Linked DNA regions of Homo sapiens: region 2 is linked to region 1. The links are chromatin loops, found by intact Hi-C in ENCODE. Cell type or tissue: dorsolateral prefrontal cortex. All regions are shown on one strand. Links, peaks and the distances in the headings refer to the core of each region. The heading gives the core; the rest is flanking DNA. Region 1 holds the start of SPNS1 (SPNS lysolipid transporter 1, lysophospholipid). Region 2 holds the start of KIF22 (kinesin family member 22).

Region 1 (11,039 bases), core at 5,040-7,539:
GAAACCACATGGGCCAGGATGGTGAGGGAAGGCGCCTGGATCACAGCATCCATGTAGCACCTCATTGGCCTGGCAGTGCTGACCTCGGCTTTCACATGAAGGAGGGACTGCTGCCCCTCTTTAAATCACTTATTTTAGGGTTTCTACCACTTATAACCAAACCCAGTTCAAATTCCAGGATGTTGCTATTGCAAGCAATGTAGTGTTCCCTTTGGGGTACCTGTGTGGGATTTTTCTCGGGGGCTTCCATCTGATAGTGGAATCACTGGTCACTAATTCTTGAATACTGTTAGATTGCTAACCAAAGTGCCTGTACATTTTTACATGTCCCCTAGCAAGTGCTGGAAGGTTCCAGTTTCCTCATACCTTCCCCTGACTTAATCTGGGAAGGGTATGGGAAAGACTGCATTTCTTTATCTTTTATGATGAGATTGTTCATCCTTTCACATGTCTAAAAGAATATCTAGGGTGATCTTTCTTTTTCTTTTTCTTTTTCTTTTCTTCTTTTTTTTTTTTTATAGGGTCTTGTTCTATCACCCAGGCTGGAGTGCAGTGGTGTGATCTCGGCTCACTGCAACCTCTGCCTCCGGGGCTCAAGTGATCCTCCCACCTCAGCCTCCTGATTAGCTGGGATCACAGGTGCATGACAGCATGCCCACCTAATTTTTTTGTATCTTTTGTAGAGGTAGGATCTCACTATGTTGCCCAGGCTGATCTTGAACTGCTGAGCTCAAGCAGTCTGCCTGCCTCTGCCTCCCAAAGTGCTGGGATTATAGGTGTGAGCCATCGTTCCCAGCCTTGTTTTGTTTTCTTGAGATAGGGTCTTCTCTGTCACCCAGGCTGGAGTGTAGTGGTGCTATCATAGCTCACTGCAGCCTCGATCTTGTGGACTCAAGCAATCCTCCCGAGTCTCCTGAGTAGCTGGGACTACAGGTGAATGACAACACACCTGCTAATTGTTAAACTTTTGTGTAGAGATGGACTCTCCCTAGGTTTCCCAAGCTGGTCTGGAACTCCTGGCCTCAAGCAATTTTCCTGCCTTGGCCTCCCAAAGTGCTGGGATTACAGGTGTGAACCACTGCAGCTGGCTCTGGATAATCTTCCTCAAACTCTCCTGATTAGAGACCCTTGAAACTTTAATGCTCCTTTACTCAGTGCCACATACCAACCTTGGCTCTTTTCATAACCTTATTCATCCTCAGAGCAATCCTGTGAGGTAGGTGTTCTTATTCCCATTTTACAGAAGAAAAACAGAAGCTTAGGGCTGGGCACAGTGGCTCACGCCTGTAATCCCAGCACTTTGGGAGGCCTAAACGGATGGATCATTTGAGGTCAGAAGTTCAAGACCACCCTGGCCAACATGGTGAGACCCTATCTCTACAAAAAGAAAGAAAAAAAAACCAGGTATGGTGATGCACGCCTGTAGTCCCAGCTACTTGGGAGGCTGAGGCAGGATAATTGCTTGGACCTGGGAGGCAGAGGTTGCAGTGAGCTGAGATCGCACCACTGCACTCCAGCCTGGGCGAGAGAGTGAGACGCTGTCTCAAAAAAAAAAGACAGAAGCTTAGAAAGATGAATGAACGTGCTCTAGACCACAGGGCCTCCCATTGCACAGCCCGGTGTAGATGCAGGTGGGTCTGATGTATGGCTCAGAATTCTCAAGGAGACCAGAGACTCTCGTCAGTGTGCACACAGGTTGTCTGGGGACCTTGTTAGTGTGCAGATGCTGGATCAGCAGCTCAGGTGGGGCGTGAGATGCTGCATTTCCAGCAAGGTCCCAAGTGATGGCAATGTAGCTGATCATACTTGAAGTTGCAACATACCATTTTGCCTTTTTTTCTCTATGCCTTTACTGTCTCCCACCTCCCTACCCCTGTCACCCCCTCCAACTCAGGGTCAGTTCTTCCATAAGGCTCCTCGTAGGACTGGTCACATTGTCTTTTGTGTGTCCCACCTCTGCTTGGAGTCTGGCTTGGTACACCCATCCACGCATCCAGGTTTTGCTTCCCTATGGGACTGTAAGTTCCTTGAAAATAAACTCTTCTTAAAAATCTCTTGGCTGGGCCGCAGTGGCTCATGCCTGTAATCCCAGCACTTCAGGGGGCTGAGGTGGGAGGATCACTTGAGGCCAGGAGTTCCAGACCAGCCTGGGCAATCTAGTGAGACCCCATCTCTACAAACATAAAAAAAATTAGCCAAGTGTGTGGTGCATGCCTGTAGTCCCAGCTACTCAGGAAGGAGGCTGAGGTGGGAGGATTGCTTGAGCCCAGGAGTTCGAGACTGTAGTGAGCTGTGATTGTGCCACTGCACACCAGCCTGGGCAACAGAGCAAGACCCCATCTCAAAAAAGTCTCTTGCTTGGTGTCTGACACCTTGACACAGTAGTATCCTAACAAATGTTTGTTGAATGATTAAACTCCTGTCTCAAAGAATCCCAGCATCATCCATCTCTGCGTGAGCCAGAAAAGCTTCACTCTTGATCCCTTTTCATCCCCCACACCCACTGCATCACCCGTTCAACTTAATAGCCCCAGCTCCCTCCCAAATCAGCTCCCTCTGCCCGTCTCCATGCTGTCCTAGGCCAAGCCACCACTGCCTGCAGCCTAGGCTAGTGCCACAGCCGCTTCACGGGTGGCTGTTTCCCCTCTGGCCTCTCAAATCCATCTTCCATGCTGCAGCCAGAATGATATTTTCTTTGGTTTTTTCTTTGTTTTTTTTTTTTGAGACGGAGTCTCAGTCTGTTGTCCAGGCTGGAGTGCAGTGGCGCGATCTTGGCTCACTGCAACCTCTGCAGTGAGGTTCAAGCGATTCTCCTGCCTCAGCCTCCCAAGTAGTTAGGATTACAGGTGTTCACCACCACGCCTGGCTAATCTTTGTATTTTTAATAGAGACAGGGTTTCCCCATGTTGGCCAGGCTGGTCTCAAACTCCTGAACTCAAGTGATCCTCCTGCCAAAGTGCTGGGATTACAGGCGTGAACCACCACTCCCGGCCTATTGTAGTTTAATTAATATGCCTAAACATTGACTCATTTTAAGCATACAGTTCAGTGAATTTTTTCAAAAAATTATTTATGTAGAGACAGGGTCTTGCTCTGTCACCCAGGCTGGAGTGCAGTGGCGCAATCATAGTTCACTGCAGCCTCAAACTCCTGGCCTCAAACATCTTCCCATTTCAGCCTCCCTAAGTGCTGGAATTACAGGCATGAGCCACCATGCCTGGCCTTCAGTGAGTTTTGGTAGATGTACACGGTTGTGCAAAAGTTTCCTTCTCTTGCCCATGACCCCAGGCAACCACTAATCTGCTTTCTGTCACCTTACTTTTGCCTTCTCTGGATGTTCATATAAATGGAATAACAGTATGCAGTGTTTTGTGTCTGGCTTCTTTTACTTAACACAATGTTTCTGCGTTTGTATCAGTAGTTCTGTTACAGGACAGGGGTCCCGATCCAGACCCCAAGTGAAGGTTCTTGGATCTCGTGCAAGAAAGAATTCAGGGTGAGTCCACAGTGTGAAGTAAAAGCAAGTTTATTAAGAAAGTAAACTGGGCCGGGCACAGTGGCTCACACCTGTAATCCTAGCACTTTGGGAGGCTGAGGTGGGCGGATCACCTGAGGTCAGGAGTTCAAGACCAGCCTGGCCAACATGGCGAAACCCTATCTTTACTAAAAATACAAAAATTAGCTGGGCGAGATGGTTGGGGCCTATAATGTCAGCTACTTGGGAGGCTGAGGCAGGAGACTCACTTGAACCTGGGAGGCAGAGGTTACAGTGAGCTGAGATCATGCCATTGCACTCCAGCCTGGGCTACAGAGTGAGACTCCGTCTCAAAAAAAAAAAAAAAAAAAAGTAAACTGGTGAAAGTACAGCTACTCCATAGACAGAGTAGGACATTCCTGAAAGTAAGAAGGGGAAGGCATCCACCTTATGTACAAGACTCATATATATGGGGAGATGTGCTCTGCTACAAGGGTTTGTGATAAAGGATTTTTTTTTTTTTTTTTTTTGAGATGGAGTCTCGCTCTGTCGCCCAGGCTGGAGTGCTGTGGCACGATCTTGGCTCACTGCAACCTCCGCCTCCTGGGTCCCAATTTAAGCAATTCTCCTGCCTCAGCCTCCTGAGTAGCTGGGATTACAGGAACACGCCACTATGCCCAGCTAATTTTTGTATTTTTAGTAGAGATGGGGTTTCACCATGTTGGCCAGGCTGGCCTTGAACTCCTGACCTCGTGATCCGCCTGCCTTGACCTCCCAAAGTGCTGGGATTACAGGCATAAGCCACTGCGCCCGGCTAATTTTCTTAATTACTATATTTAGCAAGAATCAATATTGTTATCTTTAAAGCAAAATTAGGAATGCTTTGTTCTCCATATATTGGGATATCTGGACACTCCCAAGTCTGGGTCTGTTTAGTAAACATTATATTATTATTATTTGAGATGGAGTTTTGCTCTTGTTGCCCGGGTGGGAGTGCAGTGGTGCTCTCTCAACTCACTGCAGCCTCTGCCTCCCAGGTTCAAGTGATTCTTCTGCCTCAGCCTCCTGAGTAGTTGGGATTACAGGTGTGTGCTACCATGCCCGGCTAATTTTTTTTTTTTTTTTTTGAGACGGTGTCTCACACGGTTGCCCAGGCTGGAGTGCAGTGGCACAATCTCGGCTCACTGCAGCCTCTGCCCCCTGGGTTCAAGCAGTTCTCTGCCTCAACCTCCCGAGTAGCTGGGATTGCAGACGCCCACCACCACGTCTGGCTAATTTTTTGTGTGTGTTTTTAGTAGAGATGGGTTTTCACCATCTTGGCCAGGCTGGTCTTGAACTCCTGACCTTGTGATCCACCCGCCTCGCCCTCCCAAAGTGTTGGGATTACAGGCGTGAGCCACTGCGCCCGGCCTAGTAAACGTTATTGTTTCCTTAACCATAAACATGTCGAGTCTAGGAATGCCTTACTTTCTGTAATTCAGTCCAGCAAGTCCCAGCCTTATTTTCCTAACCGTCACTCAAGATGGAGTCACTCTGGTCCGAACGTCTCTGACAGTTCATTCCTTTTTCTTGTTAAGCTATTCCCGTTGTATGAATAGATTATGCCCCTGTTGATGGACATGTGGATTCTTTTCATTTTTGGGCTATTATGAATAATGCATTTATGAACATTCATATACAGGTTTTTGTTTGGACACGTTTTCATTTCTCATTGGTGGTTACCTAGGAGTGGAATTGCTGGGTCATATGGGAAGTGTATATTTAATTTTTATTTATTTAGTTTTTTTGTAGAGATGAGTCTTGCTTTGTTGCCCAGGCTGATCTTGAACTCCTGGGCTGAAGTGATCCTCCCACCTCAGCTTCCCAAAGGGCTAGGATTACAGGCATGAGCCACTGTGCCTGGCCAAAAACACAATTTTTAAAATGGACAAAAGAGCTGGGTGCAGTGGCTCACACCTGTAGTCCTAGCATTTTGGGAGGATGAGGTGGGAGGATTGCTTGAGTTCAGGAGTTCCAGACTAGCCTGGACAACATAGCGATAACTCATCTCTACAAATATAAAAATTAAAATGACACTGGGCATGGTGGCTCACCCCTGTAATCCCAGCACGGTGGGAGGCTGAGGCGGGCAGATCACTTGAGGTCAGGAGTTCAAGACCAGCCTGGCCAACCTGCTGAAAGCCCATCTCTACCAAAAATACAAAAAATTAGCCGGGTGTGGTGGCACGTGCCTGTTATCCCAGCTACTTGGGAGGCTGAGGCACAAGAATCGCTTGGACCCCGGAAGTGGAGGTTGCAGTGAGCCGAGATCCCGCCACTACACTCCAGCTCCAGCCTGGGTGACAGAGCAAGCGTCTGTCTCCAAAAAAAGAAAGAAAGAAAAAAAAAAAGAGTTCTTTACATGGATACAAGTCCTTTGGCAGATAGATGCTTTGTAAATATTTTCATTCAACCTGTGGCTTGCCTTTTCACTTCAGAGGTGCAATTTACAATGCGTATCACTCTCTAGATAAGCTCCACGAGGGAAGGGAGTAAGTCTGCCTTTCCCTGAAACCTGGTAAAATGCCAGGCACATACATGTTCAATAATATCTTGTTGAGGGAATTAAATGCCTGCAACCTGAAGTTCCTGTCCGCCAGGGGAAACCAAGCTTAAGGTTCTGAAACACGAGGCACCTAATATGGGGGGGGGGGGGGGGTTAAAGCCAATTATGGGTATTCGGACTCGAAATAGTTTCTAACAAGGCGTTTTGGGGTTGGGGGATGCTCTCCCCACGAGATTCCAGGATTTCAGTAGAGGGCCTTTAAGGGCTGGTTGAAAGATGGGTCTTGAAGCTGTATTTGCACAGAACTATACTAATTTTACTTAGAGTGCTTTATTAGATGTAGCTTGGAGATTATAGGGTGCCACTAAAGAACCACTCCCAAGTTATCCCTTTGACCCTAGTCCTGCAGCTGGGAGTCTCCTTAGGCTAGGAGCTCCTGCCTGCCCTACAAAAGCCCACCGGAGGGCGCAAGGGCTCCAATCCCGATTGGAGTGAGGAAAAATATGCTCCAGGAGCGGCGGGTGGAGACGCTTCCTTTAATAGGTATTTAAGTGTCCACGGTGAAGGCTCAGGAGTTTACAAGGCTAGCAGGGTTGGGGAATCTCAACAAAGGGCGGGGCGTTGCTCAAGCTCCATCCGTCCGTCCGTCCATCCCTCCGTCCCTCCAATCCTCCATCCATCGCGCTGCTCAAGCTCCATCCATCCATTTATCCATCCATCCATCCATCCTTTATTGAGAGTAAAAAGCCGCCAACCAGACCCTGGGAGGAAGACAGGATGGTTCCCGAGAACTAGGGCTGCTCCTTGGCTTTTAGAGGTATCTACTACTTCCAAAACCTTTTGAGACCCCATTATCCCGTTTGATGAAGATGGAGTCTGCCACGTGGGGGTTCCAGATAAGACAGCTGAGATTCGGAAGGGCAGGCGACTCCACCTAGTCACGGGGACGCTCTTTTTGACGCTCCAGGGACCGCAGGGTCTGGGAAAGTTCCTGGTTACTCCGGCGACCGGCCGGCCGTCACATGACATGTGAGCCCGGGCGGAACGCCCAAGAGGCTTCCGTAGTCGGGTGGCAGGTCACGTGTCGAAGGCTTGCCCGCGGGGACCCCTTCCACCCTGGCTCCCGCGTCACATGACCGGCTTTAAGCAACATGGCGGCTGCCGTGGTGCAGCGCCCGGGCTGAGCGACAGCAAGTGCAGCGGGCTCCTACCCCGGGTGAGGGGTGGCCTCCGCGTGGGATCGTGCCCTCTTCAGCCCGCTCCTGTCCCCGACATCACGTGTATTCCGCACGTCCCCTCCGCGCTGTGTGTCTACTGAGACGGGGAGGCGTGACAGGGCCCGGGTCCCTTCTCAGTGGTGCTCTGTGCTTCAGGGCAAGCTCCCCGTCTCCGGGCGCACTTCCCTCGCCTGTGTTCGGTCCATCCTCCTTTCTCCAGCCTCCTCCCCTCGCAGGTGGGATCGTCGGTGGGACCGGAGCGCGGGCGGGCGCGGCCCCCCGGGACCATGGCCGGGTCCGACACCGCGCCCTTCCTCAGCCAGGCGGATGACCCGGACGACGGGCCAGTGCCTGGCACCCCGGGGTTGCCAGGGTCCACGGGGAACCCGAAGTCCGAGGAGCCCGAGGTCCCGGACCAGGAGGGGCTGCAGCGCATCACCGGCCTGTCTCCCGGCCGTTCGGCTCTCATAGTGGCGGTGCTGTGCTACATCAATCTCCTGAACTACATGGACCGCTTCACCGTGGCTGGTAGGGACTCACTTCTGGGAGGAAGATAGTCTAGGAGAGGGGAGCCAGGGTCCCGAGGGTGGCGCTGCTTTGCCGGACCATCCTGAATTTTCTCCTCAGGCGTCCTTCCCGACATCGAGCAGTTCTTCAACATCGGGGACAGTAGCTCTGGGCTCATCCAGACCGGTGAGTGGGGACCACTCCTGGTCACACAGCCGCTCCTCCTTCTGTTCTGTCTCAAGTGGGGCCACGCGCTGGCCTGTCTAGGGGCTCATTAATGGAGGTTTTGTGGCCAGTTAGGGGAGGTGATGGCCCTGATGTTGCTCGGGGGTCAGCGGGACACCACATTTAAAGAGGGAGTCAGTTTAGTATAACTAAGTATAACTTCACCCAGGTGAAGACAGACCTGGGTTTAAATCTCAGCTCTTCCACTTATTGTGTGATGGTAGGCAAGGCACTCAACCTCTCTAAGCCTCATTTTCCTTGTCTATAAGATGGAACAAGTAATAACACGAATCATCTCTTAGGACTGATGTGAAGATTAACTAAAAGATTGTCTGTGAAGGGCCTAGTGCAGTGTTTGGCACATGGTAGACACCCAGTAAATAATGGCAGGAGGGTTGGGTGTGGTGACTCACGCCTGTAGTCCCAGCACTTTGGGAGGCCAAGATGAGTGGATCACTTGAAGTTAGGAGTTCAAGACCAGCCTGGTCAACATGACGAAACCCCATCTGTACTAAAAATACAAAAATTAGCCAGGCATGGTAGCGAGCGCCTGTAATCCCAGGTACTTGGGAGGCTGAGGCATGAGAGTTACTTGAACCCGGGAGGCAGAGGTTGCAGTGAGCCGAGATCGCACCACTGCACTCCAGCCTGGGTGACAGAGCGAGACTCCATCTCATAAATAAATAAATAAGTAAAGGCAGGAGAGGGTGTCTGGAATGGGGAGAGGTGTGTTTTACTTGTTCACAACTTTGGGACTTGTGGGAGAGGCAAAGCTAGAGCCAAGCCCTTTTTCTTCCTTCCATCCTTCATTCATTTCTCAACCATTTCTGAGTACTCATTGTGTGCCAGGCCTGGAGGAAGTGATGATTACACCTGTAGGACTTTGCGAAGAACTTTTATGCCCCTTGTCTTCTAATCCTTCTATCAGTCAAAAATAGGTGTTACTGTTCCTATTTTATAGAGGAAGTAGGTAGTGATATCTACAGCTTATAAAGAAACTGAGGCTTGGAGAAGAGTTAAGACTTGCCCAGGGTCACACCACCAGTTGGAGGCGGAACAGGAATTTGAAACCAGGTCTTGCAGTGTTCTTTTCTCTACTCCAGGCCAATGAGGAACTGGAGGTATTTGAGGTGAAGTCTGGAGCAATGAGAATGGGATCATAGGGCAAGGTCTTCAAACCTCTGAAGAGTTGTTGAGTTAGAGCAGCAGCTCTTTCTAGGCAGCCGGATTTATTCACTCTCTTCACATGCTTATTGAGCACCTGTTTTGCACTAGGCTGTGTGTTAAGTAAGTGAAAGAAACACAGTCATGGCCAATACAGGCAAGGACCTTGCCTTGGGAGCTGATAGTACGCTATGCATGAGGCAGCAACAGCCAGTAAAACGCTAAACTAAAGTGGGACAGTTTTCCCATAGGGATAAGTGTTATGTAACAGAAAACAGTCCAGGCGCTGTGGCTCACACCTGTAATCCCAGCACTTTGGGAGGCCGAGGCGGGTGGATCACGAGATCAGGAGATTGAGACCATCCTGGCTAACATGGTGAAACCCCATCTCTACTAAAAATACAAAAATTAGCTGGGCGTGGTGGCACGCCCCTGTAGTCCCAGCTGCTTGGGAGGCTGAGGCAGAATTGCTTGAACCTGGGAGGCGGAGGTTGCAGTGAGCTGAGATCGCGCCACAGCACTCCAACCTGACAACAGAGCGAGACTTCGTTTAAAAAAAAAAAAAAAAAAAAAGAGAAAAAAGTAAATGTGAGAGTCAGGTACTGGATGTGTGCTCACCTGGGCAGCATGCTTCACCCTTGGCCCTGGGCAAGTATCTGAGCTGGAACCTGAAGGAACTATGCTCTGTGAAGTTTCAGGGGGAGAGGAGAGAATGTCCTTGATAGAGGAGGCAGTAGGTGCCTAAACCCCTAGTGGTATTGGCCTTGACAATTGGGCCATTGGGATGCAGACAGAGGAAGGGAAAAAGGCTGGCCATGAGTGTGGAGAGGTAGGCAGGGCCTAGATTGGACAGGGGCATTGTGAGCCATGGTATGCATGGAGTTTGGAGCTTGTTTTGGCTAGGTGGAAGGAATTGACAAGTAGTGGGACCATCCATTATACAATGGGAAATCTGGAAAGGTGTTCAAGATGGAGCTGGACCATCCGCCTGACAGGAAGCTCTGATGGGCTTCAGGCTGGGATGTGGGGGTGTTGTGAATTCTGTAAGGAGAAGGCAGGCATCTCCTGTGCTTTAGTGGTTCCAGCTGGGGTGGGAGTGGGAGGTAGGGGTACCTGGGCTGAGCTGTGACTCTCTGCTTCCCCCTAGTGTTCATCTCCAGTTACATGGTGTTGGCACCTGTGTTTGGCTACCTGGGTGACAGGTACAATCGGAAGTATCTCATGTGCGGGGGCATTGCCTTCTGGTCCCTGGTGACACTGGGGTCATCCTTCATCCCCGGAGAGGTGAGGCCCCAAGCTGGCTCCTGTTTCTGCCCACACCCCCTCCCTGTCAGTCTCTGCTGCTGCTCCTTGGAGCTATGGCAGACTGGGCCTCAGGGACTCCTGCAGTTTCCCTGGTCCATGCCATTTTATACCCCTCCTTGCCTGAGTTAACCTGCCCCACCCCATCCTCCCCTTTTCTTCCAGAGCATTCTCTGTCCATTATCCCCTCTTCCCCTGACCACTGACTCCTTCTACTCCATACCTAAACACTCCAAACCCTACCTGGCCTGCCCTCTCTCCCTCCTCTCATTCCTGATCAGACTTCCTGAAGGGCCCCTAGAGCGTGGTGCCAGTGTGGGTAAAAGAGCAGCCGGGGAGATGCCATCACTCTGCCTGCACTTCCTCACGCCTGCTCACCCCTCGAGCGCTGCCACTGACTTCTGCTCCCACCACTCCACGGACCCTGCTCTTGCCAAAGTTAACAGTGGCCTCCTAGTTGCTAAACACAGCTCCAACTTCCTGGTCCTGTTCATGCTAGGAGCCTCTGGCACTGTTGACCCACTCTTCCTTCCTGAAACTCTCTCCTACCTTTGCGATGCCACACTCTTCTGGCTTTCCTCCTGCCTCCCTGGCTGTTGCTTCT
Region 2 (12,119 bases), core at 3,607-6,106, 820 kb after region 1:
CACCATTCCAATGAAGACATCAATTAACCCATGCACAGCCGCTACAAACGGGGAGCTCATTGCCTGCAGGGAAGGACCCTCTACAGAGAGCTACCTGGGGGCTGGGAAGCAGGACCCCAGGCTGAGTCCTGCCTTTTGGTAGTGCCCCGCCCCGGCCAATGCGGCTGTTATATCAAAGTACATAAAAGTGAAGGCAAAGGGTGTCCACGTGGGATAGACTGGCATAGCTTCCTGGCCACCCATGGTGCTCCATTATCTCTTCGAGGACCCCTTCTCCACGAGACCCTCCAGGTCTGGTCCTCTATCGTCCAGCCCCCATTCTCTTCTCCATCACTGCTGCTGTGTCCCAGATGACCTTAATTTAATCTTCACATATTTGAAGGACAGAATCATCGGCCTCACCCACTAATTATTATTATTATTATTTTATTTTATTATTATTATTTTTTGAGACGGAGTCTCGTTCTGTCACCCAGGCTGGAGTGCATCACTGCAAGCTCCGCCTCCCAGGTTCACGCCATTCTCCTGTCTCAGCCTCCCGAGTAGCTGGGACTACAGGCGTCCGCCACCACGCCTGGCTAATTTGTTGTATTTTTAGTAGAGACGGGGTTTCACCGTGTTAGCCAGGATGGTCTCGATCTCCTGACCTCGTGATCTGCCCGCCTCGGCCTCCCAAAGTGCTGGGATTACAGGCATGAGCCACCGCGCCAGGCCTAGACCCACTAATTATCTTTTATGGCACAAACTCTATGTTTTACTTTTGCCCAGGCTGGAATACAATAGCGGCATGATCTCCGCTCACCACAACCTAGCCTCCTGGGCTCAAGTGATCCTCCCACCTCAACTTCCCAAGTAGCTGGGAGTACAGGCATGCGCCACCACACTTGGCTAATTTTAAAATGTTTTGTAGAGAAGGGTCTCACTAGGTTGCCCAGACTGGTCTTGGACTCCTAGACCCAAGCTATCCTCCCACCTTAGCCTCCCAAAGTGCTGGGATTACAGGAATGAGCCACTACATCTGACCTCCTTTGCTTCTTTTAAAGACATAGTTTGGAATTTTTTTTTTTTTTTTTTTTTTTGAGACAGAGTCTCACTCTGTCGCCCAGGCTGGAGTGCAGTGGCGCCATCTCGGCTCACTGCAAGCTCCGCCTCCTGGGTTCACGCCATCCTTCTGCCTCAGCCTCCCGAGTAGCTGGGACTACAGGCGCCCGCCCCACACCTGGCTAATTTTTTGTATTTTTAGTAGAGACGGGGTTTCACCGTGTTAGCCAGGATGGTCTCAATCTCCTGACCTTGTGATCCGCCCATCTCGGCCTCCTAAAGTGCTGGGATTACAGGCGTGAGCCATCGTGAGCAGCCTTTTTTTGAGGAGTCTCCAACTGTCACCCAGGCTGGAGTGCAGTGGTGCCATCTCGGCTCACTGCAAGCTCTGCCTCCCGAGTTAACGCCATTCTCCTGCCTCAGCCTTCCGAGTAGCTGGAACTACAGGCACCCGCCACCACGCCCAGCTAGTTTTTTGTATTTTTAGTAGAGACGGGGTTTCACCGTGTTAGTCAGGATGGCCTCGATCTCCTGACCTCATGATCTGCCTGCCTCAGCCTCCCAAAGTGCTGAGATTACAGGCGTGAGCCACTGCACCCGGCCTGGAAGTTATTTTTTAAAAATCAATTGTTTCTTTCTCTGTCATCCCAGCAGGAGTGCACAGGCATGACCTCAGCTCACTGCAACCTCCACTTCCTGGGTTCAAGCGATCCTCCTGCCTCAGTCTCCCAAGTAGCTGGGACTATAGGCACATGCCACCACATCTGGCTAATTTTTTTTCTTTCAGATGGAGTCTTGCTCTGTCCCTCAGGCTGGAGTGCAGTGGTGCAATCTCAGCTCACTGCAACCTCCAACTCCTGTGTTCAAGTGATTCTCCTGCCTCAGCCTCCTGAATAGCTGGGATTACAGGTGTGTGCCACCACGCCGGGGTAATTTTTGTGTCTTTAGTAGAGACAGGGTTTCCCCATGTTGGCCAGGCTAGTGTCAAACTCCTGACTTCAGGTGATCTGCCCGCCTCAGCCTCCCAAAGTGTTGAGATTACAGGCATGAGCCACCACGCCTGGCCAAACCACCCTAATTTCTACCAGCCAGATGCAGATCCTTAAAACAACCCTAGGAGGTATTTCAACCATTATTCCCTTTTAATATCTGAGGAAATGGAGGCACAAAGAGGCTAAATCTCTGGTCTGGGCAGCCTGGCACCAAGGCCCTGTACCTAAATGGTTTATTCAAACATAGAAGCCCTATCTCCTTGATCTATGCTCTTTTCACTATTTCTGGCAGGTTTCTTACCAAATATCTGGAGTTGACAACAAATGTGAAAACTGAACAGCCTTTTCTGACAGGCAAGGAAGACCAAACTGCCAATTGCCAATGTCAGATGTTCTCAAAGTATGGTCCAGAGACTTCTGGGAGTCCCTGAGACACTTTCAGTGGGTCTACAAGTTCAAAACTATTTTCATAATAAAACTAAGATACCAATTGACTTCTCTTGCATTGTTTCTCAAGTATATAGTGGAGTATTCAAAATACTATATTATATGTGACATCACAACAGCATGAATGCAGAAGCAGATATGAGAATCTAGTTTTTTTGTGTGTCTTTGAGACAAGGTCTCCCTCTGTCACTGAAGCCAGAGTGCAGTGGCACCATCACGGCTCACTGCAGCCTCAAACTCCTGGGCTTAAGCAATCCTCCCACCTCAGCCTCCCAAGTAGCTGGGAATATAGGTGTGTGCCACCATGCCTGGCTAATTTTATTTTTTAAGAGATGGAGGTAGGCCAGGCACAGTGGCTCACGCCTGTAATCCCAGCACTTTGGGAGGCCGAGGCGGGTGGATCACGAGGTCAGGATATCAAGACCATCCTGGCTAACACGGTGAAACCCCGTCTCTACTAAAAATACAAAAAATTAGCCGGGCGTGGTGGCAGGTGCCTGTAGTCCCAGCTACTCGGGAGGCTGAGGCAGAAGAGTGGCGTGAACCCGGGAGGTGGAGCTTGCAGTGAGCCGAGATGGCGCCACTGCACTCCGGCCTGGGCCACAGAGCGAGACTCCGTCTCAAAAAAAAAAAGAGATGGAGGTCTAGGCAGGGCTTGGTAGCTCACGTCTGTAATCCCAGCACTTTGGGAGGCCGAGGCGGATGGATCACCTGAGGTCATGAGTTCAAGACCAGCCTGACCAACATGGAGAAACCCCGTCTCTACTAAAAACACAAAATCAGCCATGCACGGTGGTGCATGCCTGTAATCCCAGCTACTCGGGAGGCTGAGGCAGGAGAATTGCTTGAACCCAGGAGGCGGAGGTTACGGTGAGCTGAGATTGCGCCACTGCACTCCAGCCTGAGCAACAGAGAGAGACTATGTCTCAAAAAAAAAAAGTGCACACCTCTCTGGTTTTTAGTATGTTTATTACGTTACGCAGCCATCATCACTACTTCATTCCAAAATATTTAATATTTCCATCACCCCCAAAAGAAACTCGTTATATCTATTGCTGTAGTGCCAGCTCCTCAGCCCCTCACCATCCCCTGGCAACCACTACTTAGATGTCCTTTTTATGTCTATGGGTTTTTTACTGTAATTTTTAAATTCATTAATGTCAACTTTAATTTAGTTTCACTTCACACACAGTATATACGGCCAGGCCTGGTGGTTCACACCTGTAATCCCAGCACTTTGGGAGGCCAAGGCGGGTGGATCACTTGAGGTCAGGAGTTTGAGACCAGCCTGGCCAACATGGTGAAACCCTGTCTCCATAAAAATACAAAAATTAGCTGAGCGTGGTGGTGCACACCTGTAATCCCAGCTACTCGGGAGGCTGAGGCAGGAGAATCACTTGAACCCAAGAGGCAGAGGTTGGAGTGAACCGAGATTGAGCCACTGCACTCTAGCCTGGGAGATGGAAGTGAAACCCCGTCTCAAAAACAAAAAAACAAAAACCCTCATATACACAAAACATCTTTGGAGGCCTCATTTTTAAAAACTGTAGTGGGATCCCAAGGCAAAACGTTTCAGAAACACTGATCTAAGATTTGTGTTTTTTGTTTTGAGACGGAGTCTCACTCTGGCGCCGTGGCTGGAGTGCGGTGGCACCATCTCGGCTCATTGCAACCTACACCTCCCGGGTTCAAGCGATTCTCCTGCCTCAGCCTCCCGAGTAGCTAGGACTACAGGCGTGCCACCATCCCCGGCTAATTTTTGTGTTTTTAGTAGAGACGGGGTTTCGCCATGTTGGCCAGGCTGGTCTCGAGCTCCTCACCTCAGGTGAGCCTCCCGCCTCAGCCTCCCAAAGTGCTGGGATTACAGGACTGAGCCACCGCGCCCGGCCCGTGTTTTGTTTTGTTGTTCAACAGGGTGGAACATAATGTCTAAACCTGGGCCCTACCTACCTGGTGCTCAAAAGTGGAATGACCGTCCCTAGCCAACCCTTCAGAAAGGACAGAGAGCTACTCAACGGACTGCTGTACTCTTAAGGACTGGGAACCGGAACCGTGGGTGAGTGGGACTGAATCACAGACTAAGCGTTTTCCACGCTTCGCCGACGTGCTGAGTGCCAAGTTATAAAGACAGGAACATCCAAGCTGCTCTCCTGGGCTGACACGGACGCGAGGGGACCTACAGTGGCCTTGGGCCCAGCAGGCAGCGACTGCAACGTGACTGCCCAGAGTCCAGCCCCTGGGGCCCAGATCTACAGAACCGACCAGACGTGATAGCCCTTTGGCTGGGGCTGCAGTCCCACGATCCACACAACGACCCTGGCTCCGCAGACGCGCCAACCACCCACGGAGGCAAGAAACTGCAGAAAGTAAAGGGAAAGGGAGCCCAGTGCCGGGCGGCGCTGAGCAGCTCCCCCAGCGGCCACCGTCGCCAACATCCCTGCGTAGGGGTTTGTATCGCAGCGCGCTTCCAGACATCAACGGCTGCGCGGCCCACGCGCGCGCATGCGTCCTGACCAGGGGAACCTTTTCTTGGGGACCCGGAGGCGAGCGCTGGAAGGCGGGATAGTGGCGACCCACACGCAGCAGCTTCCGGCGGCGCGTAGTCTTGATTGGTGGAACCTGGGAGAGGGGGCGGGGCACCGGGGAATTCGAATGGGAGAGGCGGGCCCAAGGAGGGAGTGGAATGGCCGCGGGCGGCTCGACGCAGCAGAGGCGACGCGAGATGGCGGCAGCTTCAGCGGCGGCGATCTCAGGTACTTGAGCCCGGCCTGGGCAAGGCGGGTACCGACGTCTGGAGTTTAGTGGGAGTTATGTGTCGGAGTGTGGTCCAGGCTCTGCGGGTTGTCGCGGAGAGGCGGCCATGGCGCAGGGGCGGGGAGAGGGGGACGGTGAGAGTGTGGGGTCGCGAGCCGGTCGCCCCGCCTGGCTCCTGCCTTCTCCCTGTTTCCTGCTCTCCCCTTGGGTCAGTAGACTCGGGTCTCCGGTCCAGGCTCTTGGCTTGAACCCCGCGCACTTTTTCTTTGTGAGCTTCGGTTTCTTCGTCTGTGAAACGGGGGTCATGGCCTCATCCCTGGAGATCACCTGAATAAGCAAGAGAAGAGTGGCGGACGCTCTAGCCACGAGGACGAGAAGAAGGGAGCCGGAGGCGTGTATTGGGAAGGGTTCTGTGTGGGACATGGTGTTTGGGTGCAGAGACATCCCTGAGAGATGCAAGAGGACGGGCTGAGGAACAGACCCGGCTGCTGCTGGGTTTGAGTTGGCAGCGTAAGATGCTCTGCGATTACAGGAAAACGAAATAAAAGACTAAAATTTCCTTTCACTCTAGCATGGAAGTGAATGCTATTTTAGGGTTGGAAAGGCTGTTAGGACACCCAAAATCTTGTATGTGAGTATTTGTTTACATGTGCCTCTCTAACCCGGAGACTTAATCCTCGTTAGTGATGATGGTGAGCGCCATAGTAATTCACTGGAGCCCTCGTTAGCCTCGTGGGGAAACAGACATTTAGGAGAATGCCTAACACATGTAGAGCTCTTGCTATGTGCCAGGCACAGTTGTAGGCATTTTATGGTGGTGAACCATTTATTGTCCACACAATGCTATCAGGTTGTTACTATTACTGTCTTTGTTTTACACAGGAAACTGAGGTTAGTTTGTTCAGAGTTAACACAACTAGTAAATATTGGGGCTTGAATTCGCTCTCAAGGAGTCTGAGTGTAGAACCTCTGCTCTTAACCATTATGCCCAAGTACATGTTATCCCTGCTGGCTGAGCACAGTCTCCCCTTACCCTTCGAAGATGCACTGTGTCCGGTGCATGGTAGATATGAAAATGCCTGAATGAATAATGTCCCTTCCTCGAGGAATTTACAGTCTGTTTCAATAGAGTGTCACATACGTAGATGTAATACGAAACACAATGAGAGATGTGTATAAACTGAGGGTGTGGAATCTGAAGTAAGCCCTTGAGTATTCTGGGAGGACTTCATTAAGGGAGTGAATGATACTTGAGATGGGTTTCAAAGGTTGGATAGGAGTTTGCCAGGCCTTGACTAAGAAGACAAGAACAGCAAGTGTTTTCTTATTTATGATGTAAGATGCTCTCTTAGCTCAATTTCCTCATCAATAAAAGGGAGAAGAGTGAATGAAATTTAGGAATTGTGAAAGAAGGGAAAATTAATAATTGCTAGCCTGGTCCAAGCTCAAGGTTGCTTTTATCATGAAAGGGCTAGACTCTTGTGCAGTAAATAATTGTTTACATGTGGCCCTCCCCTCTTCCCTCCTACCCTGGACTGTGAGCCCTGGGGCAGGAATGGCCGTGAGCCATTTTCATGATGGAAATGAACAAGCCAGTGATTAGTAGTTTATTCACTAAATCTTAATTTTTTTCAGCAAATACTTCTTGAGGGCCTACTCTGCGCCAGGTGTTGGGGTTAGAAAGGTGAGCAGGATAAAACTTGTTCTCACAGTTGGCAGTCAGGTGGAGAAAGTGACAAACACGCAATAGTGGGGTGTGACAAATGCTTATGGAGGGGCTAACATGAGCTGTGGTTGCACCTGATAAAGCCTTAGTGTCTACCAGGAAAGGGTTTTTGGTTTTGTTTTTTAAGAGGAGTTAAAATGTGTTTACCTTAGTCACTCCAGGGTGGGGTGGGGAGCAATGCAGATATTCTAGGGAGAGAGATTAACGTGGACAAAAATCCAAAGGTGCAAGAGAACTTGGAGTTTTGTAGGAAGTGAAGGAAATTCATCATGACTGGTAACTTACACTGCAAGGAAGGAAACAGAGGGAATGACTAGAGGGCAGGGAGACACCTTGCTACCACCAGCAAGGAAGGCTGTAAAGACCATGACCTTGGGCAGAGGTAGTGCAGTGGGAGTGGAGAGAAGTGGACTTGTTCAAGAGAGATTTAAAGAGATAGACTTGACAGATGTTAATGATGAACTGATGTGGGAGGTAAGAGACGTTGGAGTTAAAGACTCCCACTTTTGGGGTTGGTGCCATTCATTTACATCAGAGATCAAAGGAGGAGGCTGCAGAGAGATGGGGAAGGAGGGTTCAGTTTAGGACAGGTGGAGTTTAAGAGGAGCCGTCGGCTGGGCTCACGCCTGTAATCCCAGCATTTTGGGAGACCAAGGTGGGTGGATCACGAGGTCAAGAGATCGAGACCATCTTGGCCAACATGGTGAAACCCTGTCTCTAAAATTAATCAAAAATTAGCTGGGCGTGGTGGCGTGCACCTGTAGTCCCAGCTATTCGGGAGGCTGAGGCAGGAGAATCGCTTGAACCGGGAGGCGGAGATTGCAGTGAGCCAAGAGCGCCACTGCACTCCAGCCTGGCGACAGTGAGATTCTGTCTCAAAAAAAAGGAGCCGTCAGGGCAGCCGTTCAGAACGTGGGCTGCAGTTGAGAGCTCTTGTGCAGAACGTGCAATAGGACTTATCAGCTGTAAGATGTTACTGAAGCCAAGAGGGCGGGTGACCTGCCTATGAAATGAATCTGAGTGGTCTCAGCTCGGGGCAACTTTGTCCCTCACAGGACATTTGGAGATGTCTGGAGAGATTTTTAGTTGTTACAACTTGAGGGTGAGGGTGGAGAATGCTACTGGCATCTAGTAAGCATATGCTAACAGTCTAAATGCACAGGACAGCCCCACAACGGAATTAGCCAGCCCGAAATGTCAGTAGTGCTGAAGTTGAGAAATGCTGGTCTAGAGAAAGGATAGACGGATCCTAGGATGAGGAGTGAACAGAAAACTAGGTAAGACAACCAGGAAGGTGGGGGGCATGGAAATGAAGGGAAAAGTGTGTTTCCCAAGAGTGTCGCATACTTCTGGGAGGTCCAACAGGATTGAGGCTGAGTATGCCTACTGGATCTAGCACTAGGGAAGTCATGGGTGACCCTGCTGAATAGTGAGGGCAGAAGCAAGTTGCAGGGATGGAGGAGTGGGTAGCAAGAGAAAGGGTGTAATAATAACAGCTAAGGACTGAGCAGTTGCTGCCAGGCACTGTGCTAAACATTGTATGTACATTATTACTTTGAATCCTCACATTCTTATGAGATGCAAAGATGAAGGGGCTAAGGAGGCTGAGGAGGGTTCATATAAAGCACTTTGGAGTTAGATCTTCATTTGAAGCTGTCAGTCACTAGCTGTTGACCCTGGGTCAGTCAGCTAACCCCTCTATACTGAGGTTTCCTCATCTGGAAAATGGGAGACGGACATTAAAAAGCACTTACTGGCCTTTCACCAAATACCAGATAATGTTCTAAGCACTTTTACATGAATCACCTTAATTACTCTCCTAACAACCTAACAAAGAGGTATTTTTATTCCCATTTTGCAGGTAAGGAAATTGAGGCACTGGGATGGAAAATAATTTCCCTAGGTTACTTAGCTAGCTGTAAATGGCAGAGCTGGGATTTCAACCCAGGCCATTTTACCTTGAATGATGAACCTACCTACTATGTGCTAGTCACTGTGCTGCCACTTTATCTGGCACTTATTTCAATTATCTTTTTTTTTTCTGAGACACAGTCTTGCTCTGTCACCCAGGCTGGAGTGCAGTGGCGCAATCTCTGCTCACTGCAACCTCCACTTCCCGCATTCAAGCAATTCTTGTGCCTCAGCCTCCCAAGTAGCTGGGATTACAGGCGTCCACCACCATACCTGACTAATTTTTGTATTTTTAGTAGAGGCAGGGTTTCACCACCACGCTGGTCTCGAACTCCTGACCTCAGGTGATCTGCCCACCTTGGCCTCCCAAAGCGCTGGGATTACAGGCATGAACCACTGCGCCCGGCCAAATTCTCAAAAAGCCCAAGGCCCACCCCCAACCTTATTTTACAGACAAGGAAACCAAGGTCCAAGGTCACAAGCTAATAAATGTCAGAGCTGGAATTGAAGTCCACTTCTGTCTGACCAGAGTCTACACTCTACCTCATTACTGACTTCCCCTTCCCCTTAGATTGATCACTGCGCTTCCTTAAGTGCTTCTACATCTGCCATCTTTCTGTTCTCCCAAAACATCCTGTGAAAGCAGGCAGAGGAAGGTCCTGCACATATTTTTGACAAGTCAGTGCACCTCAGTTTTCTATCTGCACACATGCATCTGCAGGTTTTTACCTGCTTGCTCCTGACTTTCAGGATTGCCATGAGGAACAAATGAGAACTAGATGTCCAAGCGCTTTGCTACCATAACGTGAGAAATGGTATTAGTAGCCCCATTTATCAGATGATGGAATGGAGGTTCAGTTTTTGAAACAGCCCGTCTGCTTATGGGCATGCCTTACTTAGGTGTAAGATTCTTTGTAGGGGTCATCTGTCTGCCTTTTCGTCTTGCTGTTTCTGTGTTGGCTACGTATACCAGCCAGCCTTTTGCCTTCTGCGAGGCCTATGGCTCCTAGCAACCAGCTGCTACCACCAGCAAGGAAGGGAAAGAGCTGCCAGGAGCTTTCCCAGTTGGTACATAATAAGGAAGCAATACAGCATCCTATTAAAAGCAGATTTTTAGAGGGGAAGAGATCTAGGTTTGAATTCCACTATGAGCTACAGTATGTTATCCTCCAACGTAAAATAGAGTAATACTCTCCTTAGATATTTTCAGCTCATTTAACCCCCACAAAAATAGAGGGCTTTTCTTTTTTTAAGTTTTATCTTCATTGTGTTTTCTGATGATAAAAATAATTCAGTTGCCAATTCTAAAACAAAACAAAACAAAAAAAACTTAATCATCTGAAGCAAATTCAGGGTTAAGTTTACATGAGAGAAGAATTGCATGTCGGTGGTTTTTGCAGAACCCACATAATTCCCCATCAAGAGAAGATCATCATTAACAGTTTGCAGGGGTGGGTGGGTCTGTGAGTATACATACGTCTCAATACATATTAGAAACCCCAGTTAAGAAATGGAGGTACAGGCTGGGCAGGGTGGCTCACACCTATAATCCTAGCACTTTGGGAGGCCAAGGCAGGCAGATCACTTGAGGTCAGGAATTTGAGACCAGCCTGGCCAACATGGTGAAACCCTGTTTCTACTGAAGATACAAAAACTAGCCAGGAGTGGTGTTGGGGACCTGTAATCCCAGCTACTCGAGAGGCTGAGGTGGGAGGATCGCTTGAACCTGGGAGGTGGAGGTTGCAGTGAGCTGAGATCATGCCACTGCACTCCAGCCTGGGTGACAGAGCAAGACTGTCTCAAAAAAAAAAAAAAAAACACACACACACACACACACAGAAAATTCTGGCAGTTCGCTCTCTGGTTTAGGTTTCGGTCAGATGTCAACCCTTTTAATCCTTAGAACAACCCTGTGAGGTGCTGGTCTACTTCACCCTTGGCAATTCAAAACATGTCCTGGGCCAGGCATGGTGGCTCCTGCCTATAATTCCAGCACTTTGGGAGGCTGAGGTAGGAGGATCGCTGGAGCCCAGGAGTTGAAGACAAGCCTGGGTAACCTAGTGAGACTCCATCCCTCTCTCTCTCTTTTTTTTTTTTAAGTGCCCAGCATCACCTGGGAGCTTGTTAGAAATGCAAAATCTCGGGCATCACCCCAGGGAGACGGAGACCAAATCCACATTTTCACAAGATCCTCCAGGTTATTTGTGTATACATTACAGTCTGAGAAGCCTGCTATACACCTGCTGCACTTGCTTGTAGAGCAGGGAAGGCACTGAGGCCAAGCTTAGGGGTGTCCACAACATGACCAGGGCAGAATGAGCTTCTCCAACATGAGCTGTGGCCCCCAGCCCGCCCAGCAAAGTTGGTCCCTGCTTCTTCTGCTACCACCATACTTCATGTCTAAAAGTGATCTTCTCTCCTCCAGGAGCTGGTCGCTGTCGGCTAAGCAAGATTGGAGCTACTCGTCGTCCACCTCCAGCTCGCGTAAGGGTGGCTGTGCGACTGCGGCCATTTGTGGATGGAACAGCGGGAGCAAGTGATCCCCCCTGTGTGCGGGGCATGGACAGCTGCTCTCTAGAGATTGCTAACTGGAGGAACCACCAGGAGACTCTCAAATACCAGTAAGGTTCAGGCCACTCCTCTTCCCTCATGCCATCACCTCCCTCTCCTAGGCCTGCCCACGTTCCCCTGCCTCCCCAGGATCCTTGCTCCCTCCTTAGCACCGCTTTGTTCCCTGAGCCTTCACTGTTCACTTAGGAAATGTTGACAGGTGCCCCCATGATGGGCCCTCTCTGGGATACTGTAGGGAGAGATGAGAGGTTGAATCAAACATACATTACTGTGCACAGAGAGGGAGGAGCAATGAGGGTGAGCAGGTGAGCCCCAAGTAGAGGCTGGGGGACATATCAGGAGGGTTGGCGGAACACAGACCTGCCAGCCAGCCTACCCAAGCTGCAGCTGGGTAGTGTCAGAGAAGACCACCCAGATTTGGGGACAGAACTCAGAAGGGCAGCTACTTTATAATCCTACTGGGGATTTAAAGTTCAAACTCCTTGGCCTGTTTTTCTAGGCGGGGGCTGGCAAACCATGGCCTGCAGGTCAAATCTGATCAGGAGTAAGATTTTCAGTAAATAAAATTTTATCGTTTATTTACATATTGTCTATAGCTGCTTTCTGACTACAGTGGCAGAGTTGAGTAGTTGTAAAAGGAACACATGGCCCACAAAGCCTAAAATATGTACAATCTG

Evidence for each region. Hi-C counts contacts between places; a loop is a spot of excess contacts. Peaks named below come from ENCODE experiments on the same cell type or tissue, not always from the same donor. Only the 100,000 strongest peaks of a DNase experiment are listed, where the experiment ranks them.
Region 2: it touches region 1 in a loop (2.9-fold over the local background); 3 of 110 quality-filtered maps call a loop at or near these places.

What each region holds. Positions count from the first base shown.
Region 1 is chr16:28,967,628-28,978,666 of GRCh38, forward strand. SPNS1 (SPNS lysolipid transporter 1, lysophospholipid) reads left to right here and starts at 7,151. Exons shown (of 12, transcript NM_032038.3): 1 at 7,151-7,765; 2 at 7,865-7,930; 3 at 10,281-10,417. The coding sequence starts at 7,525. RefSeq lists enhancers at 6,888-7,007, 7,088-7,197, 7,296-7,465, a cis regulatory region at 7,381 and a silencer at 7,418-7,507. In dorsolateral prefrontal cortex, for the core only: CTCF peaks have their summits at 6,478 (motif pointing right) and 7,135; DNase peaks (open chromatin) are centred at 6,504 and 7,084; H3K4me3 peaks cover 1,380 bases; H3K27ac peaks cover 1,192 bases.
Region 2 is chr16:29,785,597-29,797,715 of GRCh38, forward strand. It overlaps KIF22 (kinesin family member 22), which reads left to right and starts at 5,155. Exons shown (of 14, transcript NM_007317.3): 1 at 5,155-5,233; 2 at 11,297-11,492. The coding sequence starts at 5,164. LOC105371167 (a long non-coding RNA gene) reads left to right here and starts at 1,917. Exons shown (of 2, transcript XR_950983.1): 1 at 1,917-1,950; 2 at 2,326-2,527. RefSeq lists an enhancer at 4,566-4,965. In dorsolateral prefrontal cortex, for the core only: CTCF peaks have their summits at 4,930 and 5,129; a DNase peak (open chromatin) is centred at 5,025; H3K4me3 peaks cover 2,081 bases; H3K27ac peaks cover 1,366 bases.